Regions from separate parts of the Homo sapiens genome. Here region 2 is linked to region 1. A link is a loop called in an ENCODE intact Hi-C map of the cell type or tissue named here. Cell type or tissue: heart left ventricle. All regions are shown on one strand.

Region 1 (8,000 bases):
CCTGGGATCTCATTGTTTTTCATCAATGCCCTTTCACATGAAAAACTTTGTGAAAAACTTGGTGAAACTGTGAATTGAAATGATGTTGTAATTTAGCAACCTATGTGGTAAAATTTTTGTTTGATTTTAAGTGCTATTAGCCTAGTGCCTACAAGAAATAAGATAATCTTTTAGAGTTATCATGGAAGCTTTCTGGTTCTCAGGCTGTAATATAACCAGAAACTTTCTGGTTCTCTGGTTTATGCCAAGAATTAAAGAACACAAGTTCTAAATTTTCTTTTGGTAAGCAATCAAGCGTCCTCAAAAGAATTTTCCCCACATCCCAGTCTTTATGGTCATGATTACTACTGTAATGGTCAAGTGCTGCTGTCACCTGGTCTCCCAAGGCACATGCTTCTCTTGTCACTTAATTACAGGTGACAGCATAATTAATTGTGATGTCACTGCATGCCATGGATTACTAACATACCATTTCCCACTGGTAGACATGTTGGAGTCCAAAAGCACAGCAAAATGCATCTCCAAATCTTATCTTGGTGGGGTTATCTTCTGGGACCACTTCTGGTATCAATTCCATATAGTCAGAGTCCAAACAGGAGACAGAAACAACACAGTAGTTTTAACAGGGAATATGTAAAAAAAATTATTAATTATAACAGGAGTTTACCAACTAAAGGAAAAAGAGAATACTGAAGACTAAAGTACTATGACCCTGCCACATCCCCCTCTCCGAGAAACACCCAAGAATGATCAATACATACTATTTAAAAAAAAAAAAGACTAAAGTATTTCTCCAGTGCCCTGTACTGATAAAGCTTCATATAATTCCAGATGGCAAGGGAGAACAGTTACAGTATTACAAACAGGACAATGTAGGGAGGACTTAGAACTAAGAGACAATGGACTGATAATGGTGCATTGAGCATTGCTTTCTTATCAAATCTGACAATCTCTGCCATTCAATTAAATGTTTATCACTTATATTTAATGTAATTCTCAATATAGTTAAATTTAAACCAACCATCTTGCTATTTATTTTGTTTGTCCCATCTGCCTTTTGTTCTCTGCTTGCCTTTTTTTGGATTGAGGTTTTTCTCCAAATTGATTTCATTTTTATCACCATTATTGGCTATTTGTTTATATATATGTATAAAATGACAAGTGTTGATGAGGATGTGGAGAAACGAACCCTCATACATTGTTGGTGGAAATGTAAAATGTCACAGCTATATATACATATATATAATATATATTTATATATATAAATATATGTTATATATATAAATATATATTTAAGAGCTGGGGTCTCACTCTGTAACCCAGGCAGTAGCACAATCATAGTTCACTGCCATCTTGAACTTCTAGCCTGAAGAAATCCTCTTGCCTTAGCCTCTCAAAGTGTTGGAATTACAAATGTGAGCCACCATGCTCAGCCTAATTATTCAGTCTATATTTTTAGTGGTTTCCCTAGGATTTACTATATATTGTTTAACTTATCAAAGACTAACTGCAAATAGTATTATACCACCTTACGTATTATGTATATATTGCTGAATCAAATGATTAGGTTTAACTTTTTTAGGAATTGCCAAACTGTTTTCCAAAATGGCTGTGACACTTTACATTTCCACCAACAATGTATGAGGGTTCCAGTTTCTCCACATCCTCATCAACACTTGATATTATCTTTTTTTATTCTTGCCATCCTAGTGAGTGTGAAGTGCTACTTCATTTATTTCTGACTTGCATTTCTCTGATGATTAATGAGGTTGAGCATCTTCTCATGTACTTATTGGTCAGTTGTATATTTTCCTTGGAGATGAGTCTGTTCAGATCCTTTGACTTTTTTAACTGGGCTATTTGTGTTTGTACTTTTGAGTTGCCAGAACTCTTTATATATTCTAAATACAAGTTCCTTATCAGATATGTGATTTTCATATACATTCTCTCATTATGTAGGGTGTTTCTTCACTGTCTTGATGGTGTCCCTTGAAGCACAAAAATTTTAAATTTGGATGAAGTCCAATTTATTTTTTGTTTTCAAAAGCACTTTAGGCTTCCACACACTATTTCAAAAATAAAATAAAATAAAAGTTCCTTTGTGGAGAGATTTGGATATCTTTCTCTTATGGATTGTTTCTCTTTCTGATGAGCCAGTATTCTGGGGACTGGGCAGGGTGGTAGCCTCTGATATTCTTGGCTTTCCTCTCCTAGCATAGAACCTGTGCTCTATGAGTGAGCTGGAGCAAGATTTGGGGTCCCAGTGTTTTTGGCCTTCTGAATCTGGGATGGAGCCACTATTCTATGGGTTAGGGCTGGGTGTAGAAAGAAACCCCCCACTTCTCAGCTGCACTCATCCAGAATTTAGCTTCTTTAACTTGGAGTTGGGAGAGATGGGCAAAATGTTATTGGTCTGCCTCTCCCACTAATATGTGAAAATACTTGATTGGGAAGTGAGGGGAGAGGGAGCCTTGTCTTTTTGGCCACCCTCACCTTATGAGAAGATTCCATTAAGCTGAGCTGAAGGTGAAGGAAAAGGGAATAGTTATGTGTCAAATGCCATAGACCTGCTGTTCTTATTGAGTTAGTTTTAGTGACGTCCCCACATACTATCTTTATAGTCATGATTACTGTTATGGTCAAGGGCTGCTTTTGCTCCTGGCCGGGAGATGAGCTCAAAGGTGAGCCAGGCCGAGGAGATGCCCCAAGGCAGAGTGGGAGCCTGACTTTCTTCATTTGCTCTATATCCTTAGGACAATTTCCAGAGACTTTAAAGGTTAATTTTTAAAAAGCAGTTTTCACCAACATTGCTTGTTTCACAGGCAAGTGGGCTCATGGAACTCTTCACATTGCCTCCAAGAAGTGGAACTCTTCACTTTTTTACTTTTAAGTTATTTGTATCTTTATGTTTCAAGTTGAATCTATTAAAAGGAATAACCTTAGACAAGTTAAATTTAACAGTTTAATTGAGCAAAGAGTGATTCATGGATCAGACAGTTTTTGGAACCAGAACAGGCTCTAAGAACTCCAGCCTGAAGTGTGGTGGGATACCCACATTCCCCTCCCAAGAGAAAGCAGCCAGGCCAGGTGCCCTCAGAGAGCGCCAGAGGAGGAAGGCGGGTCTGGCCTCAGCCTTCTTCTCAGTTTCAGTCTCCCCGACCAGGCCCTCCCAGGTCTAAGCAGGAGAATCTCAGACTGTTCCTCCCCACAATTGTGCAAGTGCTTACTGGACCCCATGCCCAAGAGAGCTGTGTGGTCCCCCATGCCCCTTTCTAGCACTAGCCTAATAAATTGTATTGATGACCCCAGGGCAGCCTGTAGGCTCTATCAACTCAACATGGAATAATCGACTTGGGAGCTTGTCAGAGCGAAGGATTCGAGATGGAGCCCAATGCCTGAGTTTGATACATTGGGACTGAGGCCTGGAAGATCACAAGGATGTGATCAAAGATAACAAGAATAGGAAGACAAATAGAAAAAATAGAAAGACAAATGCCACATGATCTCACTCATTTGCGGACTTTAAAAAGCTGATGTCATAGAAGTAGAGAGTATAATAGTGGTTACTATGTGCTGGGGAAGGAAGGCGGGATGGGGGAGATTGGCCAACAGGTACCAAATTACAGTTAGATAGGAGGAATCAGTTCTGGTCTTTTCTTGCACAGTAGCATGACTGTAGCTAAGGACATTGTATTGCATATTTCAAAATAACTGGAAGAGAGGGTTTTCAGTGTTCTCACTACAAAGAAATGATAAATGTTTGAGGTGATGAATAAGCTTATCACCCTGATTTGATCATTACGCAATGTACGCATGTATCAAAACATCATACTGTGTCCCATAAATATGCATCGTTAAGAGTCATTTAAAAATAAAAAAAATTTTAAACCCAGTGGCCTGAGATCTGAGTCAAACCCTGGCTCTCCTGACTCCAGATCTTCCCACTGTACCAAACAGAAAGGTGATTAAGAAAAAAGATTGGTCAGGCACAGTGGCTCATGCCTGTAATCCCAGCACTTTGGGAGGCCCAGGCAAGAGGATCACTTAATTCCAGGAGTTCAGGACTCGCCTGGGCAACACAGTGAAACCCTGCCTCTACAAAAAATACAGAAATTAGCTCAGCATAGTAGTGTGTGCCTGTAGTCCCAGCTATTCCAGAGGCTGAGGAGGTAGGATTGCTTGAGCTCAGGAGGTTGAGGCTGCCATGAGCTGTGGTAAAGATTGTGCCACATGTGCACCCCAGCCTGGGCAACAGAGTGAGACTCTGTCTCATAAAGAAGAAAAGAAAAAAGATTGACTTGTAAAACCAAGAATGCTTCAGACCCTTCAACAGGGAATTGATAAGTATGTTAACCAACAAAGGAATACAGCTATTAGACAAATGAGAAAGGTCTCTCTGTTAACAGGGAAAGATGATGATGATGAGTTGAAGCAGGATATGGAACAGCCTGTCAAGTATAATCCATTAACATACACGTGTACACACACACATACACACACACACACGCACACACACACACAGATTTCTATAAGCAAAAGACTATGGAAGGATATGGCCAAACTCTGGACAGTGCTGGTCTGGGGGATGTTGGGCTACTGGGAGTAGCCCACACTCTGCTTACTGTCTTTGTTTCCATTTCACATTGTGCAGGCATTGTTTTTATAACCAAGGGCGAAAAACACAATCTTGCCACTTGGCAGGTGCATGAGGCCCAGGTATCCCTGTACTGGGGAGGTCAGGGTTTACCTGGGACTTGGGAGAAAAAAAAAAATTCCCTTTTGTCCCCTGCACTGGTTCCCTGCCACCTGGAAGTTGCAGTTTTCAGCTTCGGCCACCAGAGGGCAGCAGGGAACCAGCTGATTGCTGCGAGAGGCTGGAACGCTGGAGAATTCTGAGCTGGCAAGTTTGTTGGGGTGGGGCAGGCAGACCCAGTTTGAAGCAGCCTCCACCATTGTGCGGGGCTGTGGTCAGGTTCCCAGGGAGAGGATGACCAATTACATGCTGAGCAAGGGTCCTTTGCCTCAGCACAATGGGGAAACTGAGGCAGAAGGCCAGTTGGAACTGGACTAATAGGCTGTGGCTGCCTGGGGAGGGGAGATGAATGTCCCACAGGCCAGAGAGAGTCAAGAAACCCAAGTCCCTCCCTGGGGCTTCTCTTTGTCATCTTGTCAGGGTGAAGGTTCCAGAAAGCATGGCTCAAGGGCTAACAAGTGGAGGCAGAGACAGAGGGAATCATGGGGCCCATTTAGAGGTAGCACAGGCTGAAGTGGCCATAACCCTCCATGACCAGAGCAGTAGTTAACAATTCCTGAGCACACCTCATGTGCCAAGGGCTTAGCCATTGTATCTCAACTAATCTCAACGGTGACCTCGGGTAGGTAGAAGGGTATTAGTATCTCCATTTTACAAGGGAGGAAACTGAGACTCAGAGAGGGAAGGTGGCTTGCTTAAGATGGCGGCTGATAAGTAGTGATGTTGTCACTCAGGGTCCAGCCCCTCTGGCCCCAGAGTTCTTGCCCAGGATAAGAGTGCAGAGGGAGATGGAGTTCCAGGCAGGCACCATGGTCCTGGACTTACAAGGCAGGACTTGGACCCCGGGTTGCCCCACCATCTGCAGGAGCTGAGTGTGGAGGGTTGTGGGGCCCCTGCTAGTGACCAGGGAGAGGATGGGGGTTGTTGAGAAGATGGTAGAGGGGAATCTCAGCTCCCAGCTTTGAGTGCTTCTGGGATGGGGCATGGGGAGGGTAACTGGCCTCAGTACAGGGCTCCAGGAGGCTGTAGGGCCAGGCATGGAAGGGAAGGAGGAGCAAGTGTCCAGGGAGAGACGGCACAGGGGCCTGGCCTGGCTCGATCACGCTGGACACAGTGGGAACAGGAGCAGAGCTGCCCCCACCCCCAGGAGCTCCTGAGAACTTAGTAAGGAAGGAGGTGGAGGGAGGGCTGGGGCTCCCCTGGGTTCTGGCTTCCACATAGGCCTTCAACAACCATGGGGCCGGCCCTAGATGGATCATGACTCAGCTACTACAGGGAGGTAGGCAGGCCAGGTTGGGCAGTGAGGAGAGGCCCAGGACAGACAGAGAGGGCTAAGAGAAGGCTGGTGGCTGCCTGGCTGTCTGGGAGGGCAGTATAACAGCAGGAAGCAGCAGGAGGCAGGGGTTAGGCCTGGGCCTGAAATGCCCCTGGTGTTAGGGAGTGGAGGGGGAGAGGTTCTGGGAGGGGTCGGGGGGGGACTTTGCTACTTGCTACCTCTATGATCTTGGACAAGTCACTTGACCTCTCTGAACCTCGGCTTCCCCATCTGTAAAATGGGAATCCTTATAGTACCCACCTCCCAGGGCTGTTACAAGGACCAAAACTGATGTGTGTGAATCACTAGCACCATGGCTGCCATACCAGCTCCTGGCTGGATGTTGGCAGCGACTCTTACACGCTCGTTTACTCCACATTGAACCTGACCGTGTGCCAGGCCACAGTGAGCACTGGAGGTCGGCAGTGAAGCAAGCCCAAGTAGCCCCTCTAGAGGAGGTAGTCAGGACTGTGGAGCATGCTGCGTGGGGTGAAGATGTGGAGGGACCCGGCTCCCACTCTGCCTTGGGGCATCTCCTCGGCCTGGCTCACCTTTAAGCTCACCTCCTGGCCAGGAGCAAAAACAGACACAAATCAGAGAGAGCAGTACAGCAGATCCCAGGTTCTCCTCCGGACCCTATTCCAGATTGTTTAAGAGCAAAGCCCAGACACTGCCTCATTTCACCCGTAAATTCTCCAAAATTTAAGACAGAACATTTTTTACATGATCCCAATGCCATTATGACACCGAACAAAATGCAGATTCTCTCAACTGCGTCAACTGTGAGAATGGACTTTTGCTCACTGTGTGCAAGGCCTGGGTGTGACATTGCCTGCCTACCTGGGGTCCTCAGCCCATGGGAAGGCCTCAGGGCCTGTGGGGAAGGAGATGAGCAGATTCACGTGACATTCGTTACCCTGCTGGGCAGGATCCCCACCCTACTGCAGTGCCCTTCCAGCTGGAGAGGGGCCCCAGGCCCGCTGCCCCCATGGGACTCCTGATGGTCTGTGGCTGTGTGTGTTTGTGGGCTGTGCATGTATGAATATGTGCAGGCTTGAGTGTGCAAATGGGTGTGTATGTGAGGGTGTCAACAGTGTGAGATGTGTATGAGTGCATGTGTGAGATGCATGTGAGTGCGTGTGTGAGATGTGTGTGTGGGTGTGAGATTGTGTGTGCATGTGTGAGTGCACGTGTGAGATGTGAGTGCCTGTGTGAGATGTGTGTGTGAGATGTGTGTGTACGTGTGAGATGTAAGTGCGTGTGTGAGATTTGTGAGTGCATGTGTGAGATGTGTGTGCACGTGTGAGATGTGTGAGTGCATGTGTGAGATGTGTGTGCACATGTGTGTGGGTGTGAGATGTGTGAGTGCAGGTGTGAGATGTGAGTGCGTGTGTGAGATGTGTGTGCACGTGAGATGTGTGAGGGTGTGCATGTGAGATGTGTGTGAGTGCACTGCAAGATGTGTGTGTGCATGTGGGAGATGTGAGTGCGTGTGTGAGGTGTGTGCACATGAGATGTGTGAGGGTGTGCATGTGAGGTGTGAGTGCACATGTGAGGTGTGTGGGTGTGCATATGAGGTGTGAGGATGCATGTGTGAGATGTGTGAGGGTGTGCGTGTGAGGTGTGTGGGTGTGCATGTGAGATATGAGTGCACGTGTGAGAAGTGAGTGCACATGTGAGATGTGTGAGGGTACACGTGTGAGATGTGTGTGGGTGCGCATGTGAGATGTGAGTGCGCATGTGAGTTGTGTGAGGGTGCGTGTGAGATGTGTGCATGCGTGTGTGAGATGTGAGGGTGCGTGTGTGATGTGTGGGTGCACGTGTGAGATGTAAGAGGGTGCATGTGTGAGATGTGTGAGGGTGCACATGTGAGATATGTATGTGGGTGCGTGAGTTGTGTATGAGTGCGCGTGTGAGATGTGTGTGAGTGCG
Region 2 (8,000 bases), 240 kb after region 1:
CTAAGAGGTGTCCCATTCTATTTCCATAGGAGAGTATTGAGGTTTTATTTCTCTGATGGGGGCCCTCCAAGATCAGTAAGGCTTCAAGTGGGTCAGAGACCTGGGGCCCCCTTGCTGCTGCTAGCTGCTCAGTCTAGCTAGCTGCTCATAAAGCAGGGTGTGAAATAGTTACTCTGAATGATATTGTTGAGAGCACACCTCTCTCCTCAGGCACAAGTGCTCAACTGGCCAAACTAATTACCCTCATGAGAGCACTTGAATTAGGCAAAGGAAAAACAGTTAACATTTATACTGATTCTAAGTATGCTTTCCTAGTTCTCCACACCCATGCCACTATCTGGAAAGACAGGAACTTCCTCACAGCTAATGGGTATCCCATTAAATGCCATCAGGAAATTAATAGACTATTTTGCTCAGTTTTCCTCCCACAGGAAGCGGCTCAGCCCCTAGCTGCTCAGTCTGCCAGCCCGTTTCCCTCAGCTATTTCATCCATCCCTCTTTGGTGGCCTTTACAATGTATTACTGCCACTTCCTGTGCGTAAGAATCCCCTCGGTTGCTTGAGTGTTTGGGGAGGAGAAAGGAGGAGATAGGTTTAATCCTTTCTTCGCCCAATGCCCTGGTCCCCTCTGACAAGACCAGGCTTAGGTGCTTCACTGAAGTCTGACAGAGCTGAGCTTCAGATTTTGAAACATTATATCCTCTGTTAGCAAGAAAATTAAGAGGAGCCTTACTGCCCTTCTGAGAGATTTCCTCAGTTGGAGTGCAAAAGAGAAGGTCCTCCATGTATTGCAAAACTTTGACCTGAGGATAAAGGAACTTGGAGAGATCTCTCCATAATGCCTGCCCAAACAAGTGGGAGCTGTCTTGGAATCCCTGAGGTAACATTGTCCAGGTTAACAGGGTGGTTTGGTTAGAGGGATCCTCAAATTCAAACAAATACTGGGAGTTGTGGTATAATGGTATGCAGAAGAAGGCATCCTTTAGGTCCAGGAACCATTTAGTTCCCTCAGGTATTTGAGCTAGCAGGGTATACGGATTGGGAATCATTGAATGTATTGGAACCACAGCCTCATTAACAAGGAGGTGGTTCTGAACTAGCCTCCATTTCTAGTTGGGTTTTTGTACCCCCAATATTGGGGTATTACAAGGGCTATTGCAGGGTTTGAGTGGGCCCTCCATCTTCAAGTTATCAATGATGGCTTCTAGTCCTTTCCTAACCTCTAGTTTCAGGGGATATTGTTTCTGGTTAGGAAAGGAGGTGGGATCCTTAAGATGGACCCAGACTGGTATGGTAGTTGTGGCTCTGACAATCTTCCCTAGAGTTGCCCAAACTTCTGGGTTAATATTGGTCTCTACTAGGATGAGACAAAGAGTTTCCCTAGGGGCCATCAGAATGATGGTCCCCACATGGGCCGGAATATCCCTACCCAACAGAGGAGTTGGGCTTTCAGGCATAATTAGAAAAGCTTTGGTGAACAACCCCAGGTACAGCTAAGGGGTTGGAAAAAATATCGGGTTAAAGACCTTCCTGAGATGTCCCTCACAGTCATGCTAAGAGAGGAGAGGGGGCCTGGATTCAAGAGGAGAACTGAGAGACCAGTCCCAGTGTCCAAAAGGAGGTCCACTTTCCTCTCTTCGATTTCCATGATTACCCAGGGCACCTTGATGATAATGGTGGTCTGGACTACAGGAGCCAGGAGAGGAGCCCTGGGACCTGTCAGTCCTGCTGCTGGACCATTTGGAAGACTGGCTCTGGACCTGGTGACCAGCATGCCCAGGAACAGTCCACCCTCCAGTGGTCCCCACTGCAGATTGGACAGGGTTGAGGTAGCTTCCTCATGCTGTCTGAGAAATTCTTGAAATGCCCTGATTTGCCACATCTGTAGCAATTGACAGGTGCACCCTGGGAATTCTGGGGTTTGTGGGCTTGTCTGCTGGCCATTAAAGTCTCTGTCTCTTTCCTGTATTTCCTCTCTCTCTTGTGCCTACCTATCTCTATTATAAAAAACCAAGGTGGGTACTTTCAGAAGGTTCTCTAAAGTACTCTCTTGTCCCAGAGCCTGTTTTGTAGCTTCCTCCTGATATCAGGGGCTGCCTGAGTAGTAAATTTATGCTTTAGGATTGGTTGTCCCTCAGCTGAATCAGGGGATAGACAGGTGTGCTTTACTAAGGCCTCCCTTGGCCTTTCCAGGAAGGCAGTGGGATTTTCATCAAATCCCTGGTCAATCATGGATGATTTAGTATAATTGAGAGGCTTGGTCCTGGTCTTACATAAGCCCTCCATTATGCACACCTGAAAGTGCCTCCTCTTCCAGGCTTCCATCTTGTCATTGGAATCCTATTTAGGGTAATCCATTGATACTGCTTCTCTCCCAGTTGGATAATGTTTGCCCCCTTCCCTGACACTATATGTGATACTAAGCTCATCCCCAAATCTCTCTGCTGCTTGCAGAGCAGCCTGCTTCTCAGTGTCTGTCAAGGTCTGGTTCAAAAGCAACATAATGTCTCTCCAGGAGAGATCAAATATTTGGGTGAAATTCTGGAAAGCCTCTATATATCTGTCGGGGTCATCTGAAAAGTTCCCAAGATCCCCCTTAATTCACTTTAAGTCCTGTAGGGAGGAGGGGAACTGGACCTTACTGGGCCCAAATTCACCAGGCATTGGTTGAAGGGGCAAGAGTGAGGTTGGGGCTTGTCTAGGGTGAGGATTTTTAGGAGGGGGCAAGTGAGAGGCTGAAGCTGAATAGGGAGGTCGAGGTAGACCCAGAGGGGAAGAGCTGGAGGGGGCTGGCTTCTCTGCTTGGGGTGCCTCTGGGATTCATATCTTTAGTTTCCTAGGCTTGCCCCTTGCAGTCCTCCCTGAGATGGCAAGCAGGAGGGCTGTATCAATCCTACACTGTCAGCAAAGGTCTGGATTGCCTTGCAAGGTATAGAAAACCTGCACATATGGGACCTCAGACCATTTGTCTTCATGTATACAGAAAAGGCCTGATCACCGGATACTATCGAAATGAAAGGTTCATTCCTGAGGTCCACCCGGTCCTTCATAATTTGGCCAAACCTTTGTGCAGAGGGCTATGAGGCATTTTTCTTCCAGATTAAGAGGATCAAAGCAGTCCCATTGGTTCTGGATACACTCCAGAGGGGTATAAGCTGGGAGTGGTGAAGAGAGATGGTTGCCTATTCTGAAAGACAGAGAATAGAGGCATGCCTCATTCCCTTCCTTCTTTAGTGAAAACTCAGGGTGTGATGGAGAGAGAAAGCAAGACTGTGGACTCTGAGGTGGCTTGGCATGGGCGCCCAAGGACTGGCAGTGTGAAGAGGATATCCCTGCAGAGGGAAGAAGCCCAACGTGGAGGGTGAGGCCCCGAGGAGAACGAGAAAGATACTGAAGGAGAGCGGACTGGACCGGCGGGGGCAGTGGAGCCTAAGCAGGGGGAGGAGGCTGTGGACACAGCTGAGTGGCCTGGTGTGGGCACTCGGAACTCAGCAGGAACTACAGCAATTCTTAGAGCTAAGAGTGACAAATTTGTGTTGGGAGAACCATCTTCTTAACGACATTCTTTAGATTCACTGGTGCCATGTGCTGGCAAACTGTAACTGTTTCAACATCAAACACACGTAGTGCCCCCTGCAGCCCGCAGGTGGGTGCTCGGCACCCCCTGGTGGTCAGTGGTAGGCCTCACGAACGAGTCCACATTGCTACAAATCAATCAATGGGCAACAGAGACAGTGTGATGAGGAATGGGATCTTTACAATAGCCCCAAAGTGCGTCCTCATAACATAGTCACTGATTAAAACCAGAAAAAGAATGTATTTATGGTAGTGAAGCGTGACACCCACCACCTTAATTCAATGATCAACAAGAACATCATCAATCTTGGGGCAAACTAAAGTCACATGCCGCCCGGTAGAATGGGAGAAGAGCGCAGCAGGATGTCTATCGCATTTCTGCTGAAGTTACAGAACCTGAATCTAATCATGAGCCAATACATTAAAAAAAAAAAAAAAAAAGTGAGGGGCATTCTACACAGTAACTCTCCTGTGATCTTCACACTGTGTTCAGGTCATGAAGGTGAAGGGAAGACAGAGGGCCTTTGTGGGTTTCAGGACCCTGGAGAAGCGTGACAACCGAATACGGCACATGGCTCAGAAATGGATCCTTTGCTATAAAGGACACTATTGGGGCATTGGGTACATTTTGCATAGGGCCTGAAGGCTATTTGGAGTTATTATATCCATGTTAATTTCTTGATTATGGTTATAATGCGAAAATGCCTTTGCATGAAAAACACATTAAAGTATTGGGGTGTTGGGGTTTCATGCTGACAACCTACTTTCATAGGTTCAGGGAAACATATTTGTACCGTGCCTGCAATTCTTCTGTAAATTTGATGTTTCAAGATAATAAAAACAAAAAGGAAACTGAGCCTCAAAATGTTACATAACCTGACTGAGTCCACATGGGTAATAAGTGACAGCTCTGGGTGAAAACTCAGGTGTGCCTTTCCCCTAAAGTCACGCCCTGCCCTGCCAACCACAAGGCCCTGCACATCTGAGTTGGCCTCTGTTCCTGCTCATCACCTGCAAAACAGCCCTGCCTCCCCACAGCCAAGTTGCTGGAGCTGCGCCCCACCTGCCCCCACCCTGCACTGGCCTGACTCCCCCATTCCACACCTGGCCCAGCACCCACCACATGGTGTGGCAGACAGCACTGGGGCAGCTGAAAGACTCCATGCTACAAATTGGCACTGCCCAGCTTCCTGCTTCTGGGAGTGGGGTCCATTGGCTGAGCTTCCGCTCCCTGGAAGAGCTCCAGACTCCTCAATGGTTTGGGATTTTTCAAACCAATTCCAAATAAGCCAGGGGAGATTTTCCTGTCTTGGTTCCCATCATTACCACCTCCACAGTTGGAGATTCCCTCCTAATCCAGATGCTCAAACCAGGACCTCAACAACTAGGGCTTCATATATCACTGGGACACTTAGCATAATCACCATTGCAGGTTGCCAGACATCACCCAAAGTGATGTTCTACCAAAGACAGAAACTGCAGCTCTCCCGTGACCTTCCAGGTGCTGCCCTGACTCCTCCAGCTGAACCTGCTAGGGCAGAGGGAAGTGGAACGTGCAGCATATTTGCCTGCCACTCTGCCCATGTGCCCACCAACTCAGCTGCAGGCTCCAGGGACACAGGCTGGTGGGGGGGCCTGGGGCTCATGGCTGAGCCAGGTCGCAGGACAGACAAGTTGGCCTGGATCAACCTGACCAATCTCAGCTGGAGCAGTGAGTTCTTCATTGTCTGAATCTAAACCAGGAACCCAGTGGGGCTTCCTTAGTGCCTGTGTAAGGGCTCTCGGCTTTCACTGCTAAGGAGCTTGCTAGGGGCAGGGTGGGTGACCTCAGCCAAGGGGGGGATTTCTCTTCTTACAGACCTGGAGTTCCTCTTTCGCAGGTTCTGTGCTCCCCTCAAGGGTCCTTTGAGATCCTCCAGCCTGAGTGCTCTTGGGGAAACATGCTGTGTAAACACTATGCCCATTTCCTGCCTGGAGCACAGGTTTTGTGGTAGGGCTCTCAGGGGTGAGGAGGAAGCCTGGCAGCCCCCACATCTATAAATGCTGCGTCTACCTTACCCTCTGACTTGGAGGCAGAGACCCAAGCAGCTGGAGGCTCTGTGTGTGGGTGAGTTTAGCCCCATCCCCTAGGTGTTCTCCAGCTTGAGGATCGCAGGCAGAGAGGACCAGCCCAGCAGCCACAGGCCTGACCAAAGCCCAGGCTGGGAAGGAGGGCAACTCCCCATTTTCCACTGGGAGGTGTTTCACAGCACAGTCAACATAGGTGACCTGCAAAGATCCTCATGTTTGTTATTTTCTTTGGCCAGATCCATCCCTACAGGGTTCAGCAGGGCCTACAGGAGGGGCAGTGAGAGAACAGACCCCAAAAAGAAAGGGGACTCCATGACTGACCACCTTGAGGGGGGCCAGGCTGCGGGCCCCGTTCATCTTTTTTCATTCTCAGGTCGCTGATTTCTTGGAGCCTGAAAAGAAAGTAACACAGCAGGGATGAGGACAGATGGTGTGAGTCAGTGAGTGAGTGACCTGACTAATAGCCTGGGAGGGACAGGGCAGGTTTTCTGCAGAGCACGGAAGATTCAGCTGAAGTCAGAGAGGTGAAGCCAGTTTCCCAGGGTAACATAGTGAGGCACTGAAAGAAAGGAGACTGCACTGGAGCCCAGGTCCCCGGGCTCCCCAGAGCTCCTTACTCTTCCTCCTCCTCAGCAGCCTGGAGACCCCACAACCTCCAGCCGGAGGCCTGAAGCATGAGGCCATGCCAGGTGCCAGGTGATGCTGGGAATTTTCCCGGGAGCTTCGGGTCTTCCCAGCACTCTGGTCTCGCCCGCCCTGCCTCTCGGGCTCTGCCCAGCTTCCTGAGTCCTGACAGAGCACAGTGGGGGAGATGTTGGCAGAGGTGGCAGATGGGCTCACGGCCATCCCTCCTGCAGGAGCAGCGACTGGACCCAGAGCCATGTGGCTGTGCCCTCTGGCCCTCAACCTCATCTTGATGGCAGCCTCTGGTGCTGTGTGCGAAGTGAAGGACGTTTGTGTTGGAAGCCCTGGTATCCCCGGCACTCCTGGATCCCACGGCCTGCCAGGCAGGGACGGGAGAGATGGTCTCAAAGGAGACCCTGGCCCTCCAGGTACTGTGCTGCAGACCCCACCCTCAGCTGAGGGACACAGACCCCTTTTCAGGAGGCCCATCTGTCCAGGCCCCTAGGCTGTGGGCCATAGTGAGCTGGGGGCTATAGTAAGCTGGGTGGGACTTCAGTCTGCAGGGCTGGTGGGTTCCTGGGGCCCTTATGATGGCGCATCCTGGAGAGTCTGTCCTCATAGTGCCCACGGAGTGATAGAGTGATAGCTGAGCCAGCCCTGGTGATAATGGGCATCGAGTCTCACTAGCTCCAACCAGTTGTGGGTGACAGATCCTACACATCCATGTCTCTTTTCTCTGCAGGCCCCATGGGTCCACCTGGAGAAATGCCATGTCCTCCTGGAAATGATGGGCTGCCTGGAGCCCCTGGTATCCCTGGAGAGTGTGGAGAGAAGGGGGAGCCTGGCGAGAGGGGCCCTCCAGGTGAGCAGGGTGGGGCAGGTGGGCAGTGGAAACATGGGCACAGCGACCCTGAAGTCAGTTACACGGGGATGATGGGGATCAGACAAACCCTACAGGTTCCCCAAGGGCATTTGGCTCAACCTAAGTAAGAGAGGATAAGCTTGAGGGAGAAAGCTGAGGTGTCTGGGGAGTGTGGTCACAATTCAGGGAAAGGCAGGTGTGGGAAGTCCTCCGTGCCTCATGACCACCGATGGGGACACACTGAGTCAGGTGTGGGATGAGGGACAGCACTGGGAGGCAGGGGAGGCATGTCCTGGGATGGAGGCCCTGGGGGCTGTCTGAAGGGTGAATGCGGACGAGGCATCCAGACAGACGGTGTGATCAGGAGCCCCACAGACAGAGGGGAACTTTGAAGCTCAGAGCGGTAAGCAAGTCCATCAGGGCAGTGCAGAGAGCATCATGCTTGCCCTTGGTGGAGGGTGCGGGAGAGGGACTTGCCCCACAGAGGCGGGCAGACAGAACCCCTCGAGGGACAGAGCAGGAAAGAGGACAAGGGGTGGGGGTCTCAGCAGGGGCAAGGCTTCACTAAAGAATAGGGGACCACGGGGTGTGGAGACACACTGGAATCTTGTGGACCCTCTGAGCCTAGGGTCTGGGTGGCGCCTAACAGCAATGAAAGGGCAGAGTTCCAGGATTGCAGATGGCAAAACACCTGCGTGGCAGCAAGTGGGAGTCTTCACTGGCCTGCCCCTCCTTCTGTGTGGGGCACTCTCCACAGGGCTTCCAGCTCATCTAGATGAGGAGCTCCAAGCCACACTCCACGACTTTAGACATCAAATCCTGCAGACAAGGGGAGGTAAGGGGACCCCCTGGGCCTCACGGGGTAGGAG

Evidence for each region. A loop is a pair of places that touch in the nucleus more often than their neighbours do. Peaks named below come from ENCODE experiments on the same cell type or tissue, not always from the same donor. Only the 100,000 strongest peaks of a DNase experiment are listed, where the experiment ranks them.
Region 2: a loop joins it to region 1, with 9 times the contacts of the local background. A loop is called at or near these places in 17 of 110 quality-filtered maps.

The regions. Positions count from the first base shown.
Region 1 is chr10:79,369,916-79,377,915 of GRCh38, forward strand. No RefSeq gene overlaps it. Among named protein-coding and RNA genes, the nearest start is that of PPIF, 26 kb to the left of the region's middle. RefSeq lists cis regulatory regions at 4,456-4,956, 4,459-5,243 and an enhancer at 5,798-6,334. In heart left ventricle, no CTCF peak of the experiment used is centred here; a DNase peak (open chromatin) is centred at 4,866.
Region 2 is chr10:79,605,301-79,613,300 of GRCh38, forward strand. SFTPA1 (surfactant protein A1) reads left to right here and starts at 5,639. Exons shown (of 6, transcript NM_005411.5): 1 at 5,639-5,682; 2 at 6,019-6,089; 3 at 6,503-6,697; 4 at 7,012-7,131; 5 at 7,889-7,966. The coding sequence starts at 6,526. In heart left ventricle, a CTCF peak has its summit at 3,667 (motif pointing left); no DNase peak of the experiment used is centred here.